2 separate regions of the Mus musculus genome follow, and region 2 is linked to region 1. Evidence: chromatin loops called from intact Hi-C (ENCODE). Cell type or tissue: left cerebral cortex. All regions are shown on one strand. Links, peaks and the distances in the headings refer to the core of each region. The heading gives the core; the rest is flanking DNA.

Evidence for each region. Peaks named below come from ENCODE experiments on the same cell type or tissue, not always from the same donor. Only the 100,000 strongest peaks of a DNase experiment are listed, where the experiment ranks them.
Region 2: a loop joins it to region 1, with 9 times the contacts of the local background. A loop is called at or near these places in 5 of 42 quality-filtered maps.

Annotation. Positions count from the first base shown.
Region 1 is chr11:48,894,213-48,902,737 of GRCm38, forward strand. Gm5431 (predicted gene 5431) reads right to left here and starts at 7,940. Exons shown (of 5, transcript NM_001024230.2): 1 at 7,910-7,940; 2 at 7,649-7,798; 3 at 6,087-6,178; 4 at 123-526. The coding sequence starts at 500. In left cerebral cortex, for the core only: no CTCF peak of the experiment used is centred there; a DNase peak (open chromatin) is centred at 4,721.
Region 2 is chr11:49,040,645-49,049,169 of GRCm38, forward strand. The region is part of intron 2 of 9930111J21Rik2 (RIKEN cDNA 9930111J21 gene 2); the gene reads right to left. Among named protein-coding and RNA genes, the nearest start is that of 9930111J21Rik2, 6.3 kb to the right of the region's middle. In left cerebral cortex, for the core only: no CTCF peak of the experiment used is centred there; no DNase peak of the experiment used is centred there.

The DNA of each region.
Region 1 (8,525 bases), core at 186-8,185:
TCAGAGTCACTTTGAAACATCTCAAAGAAGTGAAATAGAAAGGTGCTTCCTGGACCAACTGGAAACACTTTGCCCACGGACTCCTCCCAATATGGAGAGGCCTTAGAGTTGAATGAGCTCACCTGCTCTGTGAAAAGCTCTTCTTTACTGAGGATAATTTTAACATCGCTTGCAACCGTGTCAATGAAATAATTTTGCAAGTGGAAAACCTTTGAAAAGTAAGGATTTCCAATGTACTTCAATAGTTTCTCTGTTAAGGATGTATCTGGCTCATCTGAGAGCAAATGTGGAGACTTAATGTTTGCCTTGAGCTCCTCCAGTGTCACGTTCAAATCCTCAGCGATGTTTTCCAGTGATGCCTCATCCAGGCCAAAGGAAGATCTATAGTCATTCAAAGTCTGTTGCAACATCTCCATGTCCTTTTGGGTCAGTCCCCGGGATGGTATGGTAGCCCATGCTCTTGGCATTATGGATTCCTTCCAGATCTTTTGTTTCAGCATATCCCTCTTCCGGTCTATGGTGGAATCTGTAACAATAGGCAACGTGAGCATGAACATGTGGTGTTTGTAGGCTGGGAGCTGGCTCAGAAGGGTGGATTCCAGATTTGGGAAGTCAAAGTCAGATACATCAAAGTTAGAAACTAAGAAGACTGGAGGTTCTTGGTGGGTAACCTCCTTAAGTATATTTGAAATAGAATTTCGAATCTGCTCTAAGATGTTCTCTTTATTGAATTTCCTAGGATCACTCAGTTTTACAACCATTAAATCAAGATCTGTGTGGGTTCGAACAAAATAGAAACTCCTATTCATTTGCACAATGGCTTTGGCAAGCTCTGCGTCATTATGTTTAAAGCGTCCGGAAGAGACAATAATGAAGAAGTCATACTCCTCAAACTCGATTTTCTTCAGATAATCATGTGGTTGGAAGGCAGTAGATCCAATGCCAGGCAGGTCCCACAGTGTCACACTGGGAAACTTTGTGTAAGTGTATGGTGTTCTCTCAGTGGTTGTATGTACCACCCCTGTGGAAGCAGCTGCACCTTCTTCATCATCCCCCACTCCCTGGAGAGCATTGATGAGACTGGACTTTCCAGCCCCAGTCTCCCCCATCACTGCAATGTTCAGTGGGGCTTTCTCTATGCCACCCAGAGCACTGCTGATTGCAGAAACTGTTTCCCGAAGGTTTCCATCCTCTAGGGATGATTCAATGAAGGCAATTAATTCCTGAGACAGGATTTTGGTTTTCATCTTGAAATTCTGAAGATTTGTGCCAAAGCTGGCGATGAAATCAGGATCGTCCTTTGGAGGGAGTGTAGAAGAGGAAGTCTGACCCATTCCTGGGAAATGTTGATGATACTAAAGGGAGGAAAGAACCAGGAAAGTCAACAAATTAATTTAGCAAAAACAACCATTGGAAGAGCAGGGCCCAGCATCTGCCTCTTCATTATAAACAGGGACTTTCTCCCCTTCAATCAAATGTGCAGGGCTGAACAGCACTTACTCCTGGCTTTAGGTTTAAATTTTGGTTTGACTCACACTCCTTTGACTATTTTCTTCTTTACATTGTTTTTCATTCTTCAAGACCAAAATCAAGCCTGTAATCGCAGCACTAAGGAGGCGGCTCTATGGATCAGAAGCTTGAGCTCAGCCTGGGGTTAAGATGCCCAGACTTCTGTCGAGAAAAGAAATTACCTAAGTTCATATAGTACTACCGGAAGATCCAGCAATACCTCTCCTGGCATGATGTTCCAACATGTAATAAGGACACATGCTCTACTATGTCCATAGCAGCCTTATTTATAATAGCCAGGAGTTGGAAAGAACCCAGATGTCCCTCAACAGAGGAATGGATACAGAAAATGTGGTACATTTACACAATGGAGTACTACACAGCTATTAAAAACAATGAATTCACGAAATTCTTAGGCAAGTGGATGGATCTGGAGGATATCATCCTGAGTGAAGTAACCCAATCACAAAAGAATACACATGATATGCACTCACTGATAAGTGGATATTAGCCTAGAAACTTAGAATACCCAAGATACAATTTGCAAAACACAAGAAAATCAAGAAGAGGGAAGACCAATGGGTGGATACTTCGTTCCTTCTTATAATGAGGAACAAAATACCCATGGAAGGAGTTACAGAGACAAAGTTTGGAGCTGAGATGGAAGGAAGAACCATTCACAGACTGCCCTACCCAAGGATCCATCCCATAAACAACCACCAAATGCAGACACTATTGCATATGCCAGCAAATTTTGCTGACAGGACCCTCATATAGCTCTTGTGAGACTATGCCAGTGCCTGGAAAATATAAAAGTGGATGCTCACAGTCATCTATTGGATGGAGCACAGGGCCCCCAATTAAGGAGCTAGAGAAAGTACCCAAGAAGCTAAAGGGGTTTGCAACCCTATAGGAGGAACAGCAATATGAACTAACCAGTATCCGCCAGAGTTTGTTTCTCTAGTTGCATATGTAGCAGAGGATAGCCTAGTTGGACATCAATGGGAGGAGTGGCCCTTGGTCTTGCTAAGATTATATGCCCCAGTACAGGGGAATGCCAGGGCCAGGAAGTGGGAGTGGGTGGGTTGGGGAGCAGGGTAGGGGGAGGGTTTAGGGGACTTTTGAAGAGGAAACTAGGAAAGGGATAGCATTTGAAATGCAAATGAAGAAAATATCTAATAAAAAAAAAGAAATTACCCAAATTCATAGTTTTGTCAGCCTTTACAGGTAAGGTCACATTATGACATGCACAGTAATGTTCAGGTTTTCAAATTTACTTCATAATTGACATGAATGGTAGCAAATTCAATGGGAGAGCTCAGCTCATGGTCAGAAGGCATCCTAAGGATGCAGGAGCCTCTTGAACTACCCTTCTTGGGTTTCTTATGACTTTGATATCTACAAAAGTTCTTTCACTATTTGGTGCTGAAAACCCTTTGCTTTGGCAATTAAAATCCTTGTGGTTGTGGAGGTCATAGGCTCTGCTGGGGAAGCTGCTACTGTTATTTTGTGAAATGTGCATGATATGTTCTTCAATTTGCCATTTAAATATTTATATTTGTATCTACTTATTGGTATGCTGTTAACTTTGGCCCTAGAAGCTGTTCTGTATAGTGAGTAAGAGTAACTTTAGATTAACTCAAAATGGTCAGAGAATTGAGCATAAGTGACTTTTGAATGCTCAGCCATAAATGTGATACCTAAAGTACAGCTTCCAATGCTTAGTGTGATGCAGAAGAGACAACAGAAATGATCTGAGAACTGGGAGAGGGGTGTAGTGTTTTGACAATGTAAAAATAGCTGAAACAATAAAATCCCAAATCATTCAGTCTATTCGTGGGCTAATGAGCTGTAGAGACAGTCACCAAGAGAATAAATGAAATGGCTAAAACATACTTGAATATTTACTTGATATCTTGAACTATCAGAGAAAGGCCAATTAAATCATAATGGTACCACCAAGAAACCACCACCACCAACAAATGTAGAAAAGAGGAACCATCTTCACTGTTAGAAGTTGGTGCATTTCTTTCAGAAATGGATTACTGTCCCAGGTACACTTCTCACTTCAACCTGAAGGACTGTTAGTCAACAGATCACACAGATGCAAGCTCATCCGTGGTTATAGCTGCTCTGTTGATGGTCTCTATGAAATTAATTCAGTGTAGATATTTATATACAGATGAATGGACAAAGACCTTATGGTACATATACACAATTAGGTTCTATGCAGTTGTGAAGAAAAATGAAACCCTGACATTTTCAGAAAAATAAATTAATGTAACTGGAATTTGTTCAGACAAAAGAATCCAGATATCAGAAAAAAGATGTAGCACATGTTGTCTTTAACAGGCTGAAGCTAACCATACAAAATGTATGTGTGTTTGCTCCAGGAACATGGCCTACAGAGGCAGAAGCATGCAGATGAGTTCAAGGTCAACCTGGTTTACAAAGTGAGTTCAAGAACATTCAGGCCTGTTATACAGAGAACCTTGTCTTGAAAAATCAAAAGAAAACACACACCCTCCAAAATCTTTTGATGTCATTTTCTCTAATGGTACAGCTGCTGGAAGACTTGGTAGTAGAAAAACTAACTTGTTATGGCCTGGGTACTTATTGCCTGGTTAGCCGTTCATTTTATGCTCTTATGAGCAATCTCTCTCTCTCTCTCTCTCTCTCTCAAGAAATAGGAGCTATTATTGGTAGGAATATAAATTAATACAGCTGTTATGATGAACTGTTTGGGGTCCCCTCCAAAAATCAAGAAATAGAATTAGGATAAGATCCACCAATGTTAACATACTCAAAAGAAAACAAGTCAGAAGGTGGTCAAAGTCTCTCAACTGTCCAGTTGTAGGTCTCTGTTAATTGCCATCTACTGCAAACAGAAACTTCTCTGATGACAGCTGAATGAGGCACTGATCTATGGGTATAATTGATCTCTGGGTATTTCAATGTCTTTAGGAGTCACTTTATCGCTATGTTCCTTTATCAAAATAATGTAGTAAGTTTTCCCTTAGGTCCACCTGTCTAGCTTCAGGGTTTTGGCCTTGTAGTGGTGTCAGACACTGCTTCTTTCTCATGGCATGGGCCTTAAATCCAATTTTAACATGTGATTGTTTACTCCTATAACTTCTGTGCCAGTATATCTTGCAGGCAGATTACTTTTGTAGGTTAGAGGCTTTTTAGCTGGATGCTCTTCTTTGGTAGCAATGAGCAAACTTTCTCATATGCTGTCATAACTGTTAAAGGAAACTGTCTCATGTGCTGTTACTGACTGGGAACGTTGCCATGACTGAGTTAACTGTTAAACCAAAGTCTGTTATGTTCTATGCTTTATTGTTCTTGGAAACCAATCATAACAGAGGTCAACTGGACCTGCTTTATATAGTTAGCCACAATATGCTTGGAGTTGAGACCTCCCTGGGAATTGACATCCTACTTTCTGCCATGTTCGTGGGTAACTGACACCCTGGTTGGCAAGTTGGGACATGAATGCTAGGCAAGTCAAGTCACCCTGCCACAGTTGAGTCACCCAACCAATGAGGACAAGAGAAGCATGCCAGGAAGTCTCTTATACCTAAATACAGATTAGTGGAATAATTTGGCACAAAGATTTGTGGTTTTCAGGGTTCAAAGCTCTGTATGAATCTGGCTCAGAGTTAATCAGCTCCCAAATCTGGTCTGTGGCACTGATTGGTCAGTCCTGGGGCAAATTCTCCATAAAATATCTGTGGCTGACTGAGACTGGTGTATGGTGTGGTTTGTAGGGCAACTTCTGGACCCCAACATAAGTAAGCATTGTAGATTTGTCTTTTAAGAAACCCCAGGTGATATCTCATCTTGGTGGTCAACTTGACTTCCTCTAGAATTAACTGAAACCCAAGTAGCTGGGCACACTTGTGAGACATTTTTCTACACTGGGTCATTTGAGGTTGGAAGATCTACCCTAAATCTGGGTTACATCTTCTGGTGGCAGCCCATGTAAAAGGATATGGAAGAAGGAGATTTTTCTTCTTTGCCTGCTTGATCTCATTTGCTCTGACAAGTTCGCCCATTTTGCTGCTGAGCCAATCCTTCACTGGTATTAGAGCCCACCTCTTAGGGTTGCCAGTGTACACTGAAGACCAGCTGTGATAGTCTGCCTCATGGATTGAGTTCTTGGCCTTTTCTTCAGGGAACATCTACTGTTAGAGTGGCCAGATCACAGGTTGTTAGTCACTGTGTTAAATCTCCTTTAATGCATGTAGATTCTTGCTACCAGTTCATGGAAATTAAAAGCTTCTGTCCAGTAAAGGAAACAGACAAGGAAAGAGACAGCTTGCCAGATGGGAGGGGATCCTTGTTAGCAATTCATTCAACAGAAGATTAATGTTCAAAATATGCAAAGAATTTAAAACAAAAACCCTGATCAATAAGAAAACAAACAGCCCAATCAAACCATGGGGCATGTAACTGAACAGAGTTCCAGAAGAAGAAATACAAATGGCCAATAAATGTAAATATTTCTTTAATGTGTTCAGTAGCCTCAGCCATTAAAGCATGCGTATTGTAGCCACTTTGGGATTTCATCTCACCTGAGTCAGAGAGGTTTGCATCAAGAGAGAAAATGGCAACAGATGCTGGTGTGGATGTAGCAGAAGGGGAGTCCTTATTTGCTGCTGTGGGGCTGTAAACAAGCACAGCCATTATGGGGTCAGTGACACCATTCCTGAGCATAGCCCAAAAGGACTTTATATCCTAGCACAAAGATATTGGAACATCATGTTCATTACTGCTCTAGTAATACCTGAGAAATACAATCAGCTTAGATGATAAGTGGATAATGAAAATGTGCCACAGAGACACAATGGAACTGGATTCATGCATAAATATAAATGCAAGTGTATAATTTTCAGACAAACTGGCAGAACTACTAAATGTTAAGTGAGTTCACCCAATGTCAGAAAGGCAAACCTGATGTTTTCACTCACATGTGGATTTCAGCTTCTCATTTTTAGGTATGTATATTTATGTTGTAGGAAGTGTTTGCAGAGGCCAGGAAACCGGAAGGAGGGCCATAAGAGGAATAAAAATAGCTTTGGGGGGGGGAGCTAGATAGTAGCATATATGGGATATACAAGTGGACTTCAGAATAATGGGAACTGAGAGCTTCAAACCCAGAGGACAGCCAGAGAGCTGTGGCACAGGACTGGCTGTGGTGTGGCCAACCAAAAACCGTTATGTAAAGCTAAAGACGATTCAGTGGGAATCCTAGCCCCAAGGGTGGGCTACTTCCCCATGATTTGCTGGTTATGAAGACTCCTCAACCCCCCTCCCCCAAACAGTTAAGGTATCATGAGTGCTGGTTACATTGAAAAGGGGAACTGAGAAGTTTGAAGAGAGAGGCTTCTCACAGTTCCCTTCTAGAAGAGGAAATAGCAGTGGGTGTTCTGGATAGGATTTTATCCTCATGGGGGTAAATAAAATAGCTCCAGTATAGCTGGGTGTGGTGGAGCATGCCTTTAATCTCAGCCCTAGGAAGCAGAGAGGCAGAGGTAGCTGGATCTCCTTGAGTTTGAGGCCAGCCTGGTCTACAGGTTCTAGGTCAGTCAGAGGCACACAGTGTGATCCAGTTTCACCCCAAACCAAAACCAAAACCAAAATAACAACAACAAAACTCCACAACAAGAACAAGAACAAGAACAAGAACAAGAACAAGAACAAGAACAAGAACAAGAACAAGAACAAGAACAAGAACAAGAACGAGAACGAGAACAAGAACAAGAACAACAAGAACAAGAACAACAAGAACAACAAGAACAACAACAACAACAACAAGTATCCTACACCAAAGAGGTTCCCGTATTGACTGTGAGGAATCTGGTCACACAAGCTGCCCTCTTTCTCCAAGCTCAAGCTGGCATCAGAAGAGCAACAGACCTAGGATGTGCTTGTGATAGGGAAGTTTGTTGCTGCCTTGCTGGTGGGTTGGGGCTGCTCTGTGGTGCAGAACACAGAGAAGAGCCTTTCTGTGAACAACCCCTGAGTGAAATAAGCCATGACCGAAGGTCCTCTGCACTGCTACCAGGAGACTATCTTTGATACCACAAGTAAGCACATGATTTCTGGCCAAGCTGTACTAGAACCCTTCAGGTACCTGTTCCTGAGCAGTGATGCCAGTGGTCTTCTTGTGATTTCACCTCCTTCTTCTCTGGGAGCAAGGTCACTGGGGTAGCTCTCTTTGGAATCCTCTAAGCTGGGATGTTCAGGAAACAGATGGGATGCAGAGTGTTGGTGTCTGGGTGCTCTGGAGAGAAGAATAGACGGGAAGCAAATTGGATGTTTTCATATTTCCTTCCAGATCTTAGTCCCCACAGACTTTGCTCTTTGTTCTGCAATTCCTAGATCTGAATCTTACCTTCCTTGTCCTTAAAGGGAGGGACTGCAGTGAGGTTAGGTTTTAGTTTCTATTCCCAGACCTCTGTGTCTTATTTACACAGTCAGCTGAAAAGGTTTCACATCCTTCGGCATAGAGGGAGGTGGAGCTCTGCTGAAGTGGACAACTCCAGGGCTTCCTGAGAGCTCTAGTCAGTACTTTGGTAGCCTAGTCCTGTCTCAGGGCTCACCCCCCTAACTGATCATTTTGCCTTCCTACATCTTTTCAGATCATGTCATCTATTACTGAGTAGTACTGACTTTTATACCCAATGTGTCCATGGTTCAGTGATTGCAGACCCTTGTAACCCTGCTCTGTGCGTATTCTGTTGATTTTCTTTCTTCTCTCTCTCTCTCTCTCTCTCTCTCTCTCTCTCTCTCTCTCTCTCTCTCTGTCTTTCTTTCTCTTTCTGTTGTGTTTGTGTGTAGGTGGACATCTGTGTGTAGATGCTGTCATCTCTCAGATATCATGCTCCTTATTTTTCAGACAGACACACTCACTGGCCTGGACTTCTCCAATTAGGGAAGGGTGGCTGACAAGCAAGCTTCAGGGTTCTGCCCCTCACCTTTCTCAGTGCTGGAATTAGAAACTCACTCCA
Region 2 (8,525 bases), core at 251-8,250, 150 kb after region 1:
TATAGACCCTAAGAGAATACAAATGCCCACCCAGGCTACTATGCGAGCAAAACTCTTAATTACCATAGAAGAAGAAACCAAGATATTCCATGACACAACCAAGTTTGCACCATACCTTTCCAAAAATCCAGTCCCTCTAAGGATAATAAATGGAAAACGCCATCACAAGGAGGAAAACTACACCCTAGAAAAAGCAAGAAAGCAATCTTCTCTTAACATACCAAAAGGAAGATACTCACATAAACACAATTCCACCTCTAGGAATAAAAATAACAGGAAGCAACAATTTCTTTTCCTTAATATCTCTTAATATCAATGCACTTAATTCACCAATAAAAAGATAGAGACTAACAGACTGGATATGTAAACAGGACCCACCATTTTGCTGCATACAGCAAACCCACCTCAGTGACAAAGACAGACACTGCCTCAGAATACGAGGCTGAAAAATTTTTTTTCCAAGCAAATCATCCCAAGAAACATGCTGGAATAGCCATTCTAATATCAACAGCAACTTTCAAGCAAAAATTATCAAAAAGATAAGGAAGGACACTTCATACTCATCAAAGGAAAATCTACCAAGAAGAACTCTCAATTCTGAATGTCTATGCTGCAAATGGAAGGGCACCCACATTCATAAAAGAAACTCTACTGATGCTCAAAGCACACATTGCACCTCACCTAATAAAAGTGGGAGACTTCAACATCCCACTCTCATCAATGGACAGATCATGGAAACAGAAACTAAACAGAGCCACAGTGAAACTAACAGAAGTTATGAACCAAATGGATTCAACAGATATCTATAGAACATTTTATCCTACAACAAAAGGATATACCTTCTTCTCAGTACCTCATGGTACCTTCTCCAAAACTGACCATTTAATTGATCACAAAACAGGCCTCAACACATAAAGTTTGAAATCATCTCATGCATCGTATCAGATCACCATGGACTAAGACTTGTCTTCAATAGCAATAAAAACAATAGAAAGCCCACATACACCTGGAAGCTGAAGAATGCCCTACTCGGTGATAACTTGGTCAAGGAAGAAATAAAGTGAGAAATTATAGACATTTTAGAATTCAATGAAAATGAAGCCACAACACACACAAACTTATGGGATACAATGAAAGCAGTCCTAAGAGGAACACTCATAGCTCTGAGTCCCTCCAAAAAGAAACTGGAGAGAGCATACACTAGCAGCTTGACAGCACCTCTGAAAGCTCTGGAACAAAAAGAAGCAAGTACACCCAAGAGGAGCAGAAGGCAGGAAATAATCAAACTCAGGGCTGAAATCAACCAAGTAGAAAGAAAAAGAACTATACAAAGAATCAACAAAACCAGGAGCTGTTATTATTATTATTTTTTGATAAAATCAACAAGATAGATAAACACTTAGCCAGACTAACCAGAGGGCACAGACACAGCATCGAAATTAACAAAATCAGAAATGAAAAGGGAGACATAACAACAGGAACCAAGGAAATTAAAAGACTTCAGGTCCTACTACAAAACCCTGCACTCAACAAAACTGGAAATTCTTGATGAAATGGACGATTTTTTAGACAGATACCAAGTACCAAAGTTAAATAATGATCACATAAATGATCTTAACAGTCCCCTAACCCATAAAGAAATAGAAGCAGTCATTAATAGTCTCCCAACCAAAAAAAAGCCCAGGACCAGATAAGTTTATTACAGAGTTCTATCAGACATTCAAAGAAGACCTAATACCAATATCTTTAATCTATTCCACAACATAGAAACAGAAGGAACACTACCCAATTCATTCTACAATGCCACAGTACTCTGATACCTAAAGCACACAAAGACCAAACAAGGAAAGAGAACTTCAGACCAATTTCCCTTATCAATATTGATGCAAAAATACTCAATAATATTCTTGCAAAATGAATCCAAGAACACATCAAAACAGTCAGCCATCATGATCAAGTAGGCTTCATCCCAGAGATTCAGGGTTGGTTCAACATACGGAAATCCATCAATATAATGCACTATATAAACAAACTGAAAGAAAAAAAATGGTCACATGACCATTTCATTAGGTGCTGAGAAAGCATTTAACAAAATCCAACACCCTTCCATGACAAAATTCTTGGAATGATAAGGAATTCAAGGCCCATACTTAAACATAGTAACAGCAACATACAGCAAACCATTAGCCAACATCAAACTAAATGGAGAGAAACTGGAAGCAATCCCACTAAAATTAGGGACTAGACAAGGCTGCCCACTCTCTCCCTAGGTATTTAATATCATACTCAAAGTCCTAGCCAGAACATTTAAACAGCAAATGGAGGTCAAAAGAATACAGATTGAAAAGGAAGAAGTTAAAATATTACTCTTTGAAGATAACATGATAGGATACTTAAGTGACCCCAGAAATTACACCAGAGCACTCCTACAGCTGATAAACAACTTTAGCAAAGTGGCTAGATATAAAATTAACTCAAACAAATCAGTAGCTTTCCTGTACTCAAAGGATAAACATGCTGACAAAGAAATTAGGGAAACAATTTTATTTTTATTTTATTTTATTTTTGGTTTTTCGAGACAGGTTTTCTCTGTATAGCCCTGGCTGTCCTGGAACTCACTTTGTAAACCAGGCTGGCTTGATACTCAGAAATCTGCCTGCCTCTGCCTCCAGAGTGCTGCTATTAAAGGCATGTACCACCATGCCCGCTGCGAAACAAAATTCTTAATAATAGTCACAAATAATATAAAATACCTTGTCTAACTCTGACTATGGAAGTGAAAATCTGTATGACAAGAACTTCAAGTCTCTGAAGAGATAAACTGAATAAGATCTCAGAAAATGGAAAGATCTTCCATGCTCATGGATTGGCAAGATGAATATAGTAAAAATGGCTACTTTGCCTAAAGCAATCTACAGATTCATTGCAATCCCCATCAAAACCCCAACTTAATTCATCACAGAGTTAGAAAGAGCAATTCTCAAATTGTTGTGGAATAACAAAAAACCCAGAAAAGTAAAAACTATTCTCAACAATAAAAGTACTTCTGTGGGAATCACCATCCCTGACCTCAAGCTGTACTACAGAGCAATTGTGATAATAACTGCATGGGATTGGTTCAGAGACAGGCAGGTAGATCAATGGAATAAAATTGAAGACCTAGGAATGAACCCACACATATGGTCACTTGATCTTCGACAAGGGAGCTAAAACCATCCAGTGGAAAAAAGACAGCATTTTCTTTCTTTCCTATTTTTTTTTTCCCCCTGAGACAGGGTTTCTCTGTATAGCCCTGGCTGTCCTGGAACTCACTCTGTAGACCAGGCTGACCTCAAACTCAGAAATCTGCCTGCCTCTGTCTCCCAAGTGCTGGGATTAAAGGTGTGCGCCACCAAGCCCAAAAGACAGCATTTTCAACAAATGGTGCTGGCACAACTGGCAGTTATCATGTAGAAGAATGCGAATTGATCCATTCTTATCTCCTTGTACAAAGCTCAAGTCTAAGTGGATCAAAGAACTCCACATAAAACCAGAGACACTGAAATTTATAGAGGAGAAAGTGGGGAAAAACCTCGAAGATATGGGCACAGGGGGAAAATTCCTAAACAGAACAGCAATGGCTTGTGCTATAAGATCAAGAATTGACAAATGGGACCTCACAAAATTGCAAAGCTTCTGTAAGGCCAAAGACACTGTCAATAAGACAAAAAGGCGACCAACAGTTTGGGAGAGGATTTTTACCAAGCCTAAATCTGATAGGGGACTAATATCCAATATATACAAAGAGCTCAAAGAGCTGGACTCCAGAAATTCAAATAACCCCATTAAAATGGGGTACAGAGCTAAACAAATAATTCTCAGCTGAGGAATATCGAATGGCTGAGAAGCACCTGAAAAAATGTTCAACATCCTTAATCATCAGGGAAATCCAAATTAAAACAACCTTGAGATTCCACCTCACACCAGTCAGAATGGCTAAGATCAAAAATTTAGGTAACAGCAGATGCTGGCGAGGACGTGGAGAAAGAGGAAAACACTCCTCCATTGCTGGTGGGATTGCAAGCTTGTACAACCCACTCTGGAAGTCAGTCTGGCAGTTCCTCAGAAAATTGGATATAGTACTACTGGAAGATCCAGCAATACCTCTCCTGGGCATATACCCAGAAGATGTTCTAACTGGTAATAAGGACACATGCTCCACTATGTTCATAGCAGCCTTACTTATAATAGCCAGAAGCTGGAAAGGACCCAGATGTCCCTCAACAGAGGAATGGATACAGAAAATGTGGTACATTTACACAATGGAATACTACTCAGCTATTAAAAACAATGAATTTATGAAATTCTTGGGCAAATGGATGTATCTGGAGGATATCATCCTGAGTGAGGTAACCCAATCACAAAAGAAGTCACTTAATATGCACTCACTGATAAGTGGATATTAGCCCCAAAACTTAGAATACCCAAGATACAATTAGCAAAACACAAGAAAATCAAGAAGAAAGAAGACCAATGTGTGGATACTTCATTCCTCCTTAGAATAGGGAACAAAATTCCCATGGAAGGAGTTACAGAGACAAAGTTTGGAGCTAAGATGAAAGGATGGACCATCCAGAGACTACCCTACCCAGGGATCCATCATATAATCAGTCACCAAACCCAGACACTATTCCATATGCCAGCAAGATTTTGCTGCAAGGACCTTGATAACAACTGTCTCATGTGAGGCTATGCCAGTGCATGGCAAATACAGAAGTAAATGCTCACAGTCATCTATTTCATGGAACACAGGGCCCCCAATGGAGGAGCTAGAGAAAGTTCCCAAGGAGCTGAAGGGGTCTGCAACCCTATAGGTGGAACAACATTATGAAATAACTATTACTTCCAGAGCTCGTGTCTCCAGTTGCATATGTAGCAGAAGATGGCCTAGTCGACCATCATTGGAAAGATAGGCCCCCTGGTTTTGCAAACTTTATCTGCTCAAGTACATTGGAATGCTAGGGCCAAGAAGTGGGAGTGTGTTGGGTAGGGGAGCAGGGTCGGGGGAGGGTATAGGGGACTTTTGGGATAGCATTTAAAATGTAAATGAAGATAATATCTAATAAAAAATTGAAAAAAAAAGAATTGAAGACGCAGAAATGAAACCACACACGTATGGTCACTTGATGTTTGACAAGGGAGCTAAAACCATCCAGTGGAAAAAAGACAGCATTTTCAACAAAAGGTGCTGGCACAACTGGCGGCGTTTATGTAGAAGAATTTGAATTGATTCATTCTTTTCTCCTTGTACAAAGGTCAAGTCTAAGCAGATCAAAGAACTCCATATAAAACCAGAGACACTGAAACTAATAGAGGAGAAAGTGGGGAAAAGCCTCGAAGATATGTGCACAGGGGAAAAATTCCTGAACAGAACAGCAATGGATTGTGCTCTAAGATCAAGAATTAACCAATGGGACCTCATAAAATTGCAAATCTTCTGTAAGGTAAAGGACACTGTCAATAGGACAAAACAGAAAGCAACAGTTGGAAAAAGATCTTTACCAACCTTACATTTGATAAAGAGCTAATATCCAATATATACAAAGAACTCAAGCATTTAGACTCCAGAGAACCAAAAACACAATCAAACAGTGAGGTGTAGAGCTAAACAAAGAATGAGGAATACCAAAGGCCTGAGAAGCACCTAAAAAAAAGTTCAAGATCCTCTTACACCAGTCAGAATGACTAAGATTGAAAACTCAGGTGACAGCAGATGCTGGCAAAGATATGGAGAAACAGGAACACTCCTCCATTGCTGGTGCGATTGCAAGCTGGTACAACCAGTCTGGAAATCATTCTGGCAGTTCCTCAAAAAACTGGACACAGTACTACCTGAGAACCCAGCTGTACCACTCCTGGGCATATACTCAGAAGATGCTCCAACATGTAATAAGGACACATCTTCCACTATGTTCATAGCAGTCCTATTTATAATAGCCAGAAGCTAGAAAGAACCCAGATGGGTTTCAACAGAGGAATGCATAGAGAAAATGTAGTATGTTTACACAATGGTGCGGTACAAAGCTATTAAAACAGTGATTCATGAAATTCTTAGACAAATGGGTGGAACTAGGAAATACCATCCTGAATGAGGTAACCAAATCACAAAATAACACACATGGTATGCACTCACTGATAAGTGGATATTAGTCCAAAAGTTCAGAATACCCAAGATTCAATTCACAGACCATATCAAGCTCAAGAAGAAGTAAGACCAAAGATTGGATACTTTGGTCCTTATGAGAAGGGGGAAGAAAATATTCATGGGAGGAGATACAGAGACAAAGTGTGGAACAGAGACAGAAAGAAAGGCCATCCAGAGACTGCCCCACCTGGGGATCCATTCTATATACAGTCACCAAACTCAGACACTATTGTGGATTTTCAGTGCTTGTTGACAGGAGCCTGATATAGCTGTCTCCTGAGAGACTCTGCCAGTGCCTGACAACTACATAGGTGGATGCTCTCAGCCAACCATTAGACTGAGCTCAAGGTTCCCAAAGAGGAGCTAGAGAAAGGACTGAAGGAGCTAAAGGGGTTTGTAGCCCCATAGGACGAACAACAATATGAACCAACCAGAACCCCCAAAGCTTCCAAGGACTAAATCACCAACCAAAGAGTACACACGGAGAGACACATGGCTCCAGCTGCATATATAGCAGAGGATGACCTTGTTGGACATCAGTGGGAGGAGAGGCCCTTGGTTCAGAGAAGGCTGGATGCCCCATTATAGGGGAATGCCAGGACCGGGAAGCTGGAGTGTATGGGTTGGTGAGCAGGGGGTGAGGGGATGGGATATAGCGTTTTCAGTGGGGAAACCAGGAAAAGGGATAACATTTGAAATGTAAATAAAGAAACTATCTAATAAAAAATCACAGCTAGAAAAGTAGAGAAACAAAAAATATGGCTGGCTTAAGAAAATTAATCTACAGTTTCAATGCATTTTCTATCAACATTCTAATGTCACCATTCACAGAATTAGAAAAAAAATTAAATTTAGTTGAAAGTATGAAAGATCCCAGACAACACAAGCCTGAGGCAGGGAAAATACTCATGACATCACTGTCCTTGGTTTCAAGCTCTGCCTCAGAACCACATTAAGAAAAGCACATGGTATGGTCTGGATACCAGACATGATAAAAGCATGAGAGCTCAGATAATACAGACATAAACCCATAGGGCTACAAGCACCTGACCATTGTTTGTTTGTTTCTTCCCTTCTCCATGTCTCCTTTTTTTTTTTTTTCTTTCAAAGGATCTTATTGGATAAAGGACTTTCCTTTAAAACATGGTGCTCAAAACTCTGGAAAGAAACACACTTAAGAAGTAGGGATAGAGAAGATGCCCCAACTGGTAAGAAGGACACATGCTCCACTATGTTCATAGCAGCCTTATTTATAATAGCCAGAAGCTGGAAAGAACCCAGATGCCTCTCAACAGAGGAATGGATACAGAAAATGTGGTACATCTACACAATGGAGTACTACTCAGCTATTAAAAAGAATGAATTTATGAAATTCTTAGGCAAATGGATGGACCTGGAGGGCATCATCCTGAGTGAGGTAACACATTCACAAAGGAACTCACACAATATGTACTCACTGATAAGTGGATATTAGCCCCAAACCTAGGATACCCAAGATATAAGATACAATTTGCTAACACACATGAAACTCAAGAAGAATGAAGACTGAAGTGTGGACACTATGCCCCTCCTTAGAATTGGGAACAAAACACCCTTGGAAGGAGTTACAGTGACAAAGTTTGGAGCTGAGATGAAAGGATGGACCATGTAGAGACTGCCATATCCAGGGATCCACCCCATAATCAGCATCCAAACGCTGACACCATTGCATATACTAGCAAGATTTTATCGAAAGGACCCAGATGTAGCTGTCTCTTGTGAGACTATGCCGGGGCCTAGCAAACACAGAAGTGGATGCTCACAGCCAGCTAATGGATGGATCACAGGGCTCCCAATGGAGGAGCTAGAGAAATTACCCAAGGAGCTAAAGGGATCTGCAACCCTATAGGTGGAACAACATTATGAACTAACCAGTACCCCGGAGCTCTTGACTCTAGCTGCATATGTATCAAAAGATGGCCTAGTCGGCCATCACTGCAAAGAGAGGCCCATGGGACACACAAACTTTATATGCCCCAGTACAGGGGAACGCCAGGGCCAAATAGGGGGAGTGAGTGGGTAGGGGAGTGGGGGTGGGTGGGTATGGGGGACTTTTGGTATAGCATTGGAAATGTAAATGAGCTAAATACCTAATAAAAATGGAAAAAAAAAAAGAAGAAGTAGGGATAGGTAGGGGCTTTGCCAGGAGGGCTCCAGCTACTCAGGAAAGAAGGCCATGACTACAAGCAGGAGCTCATGGAAATTCAAAGCTTCTGTCCAGTAAAGGAAACAGACGAGGAAAGACAGTTTTTCCAGATGGGAGGGGATTCTTGTCAGTAGTTCATTCAACAGAAGATTAATG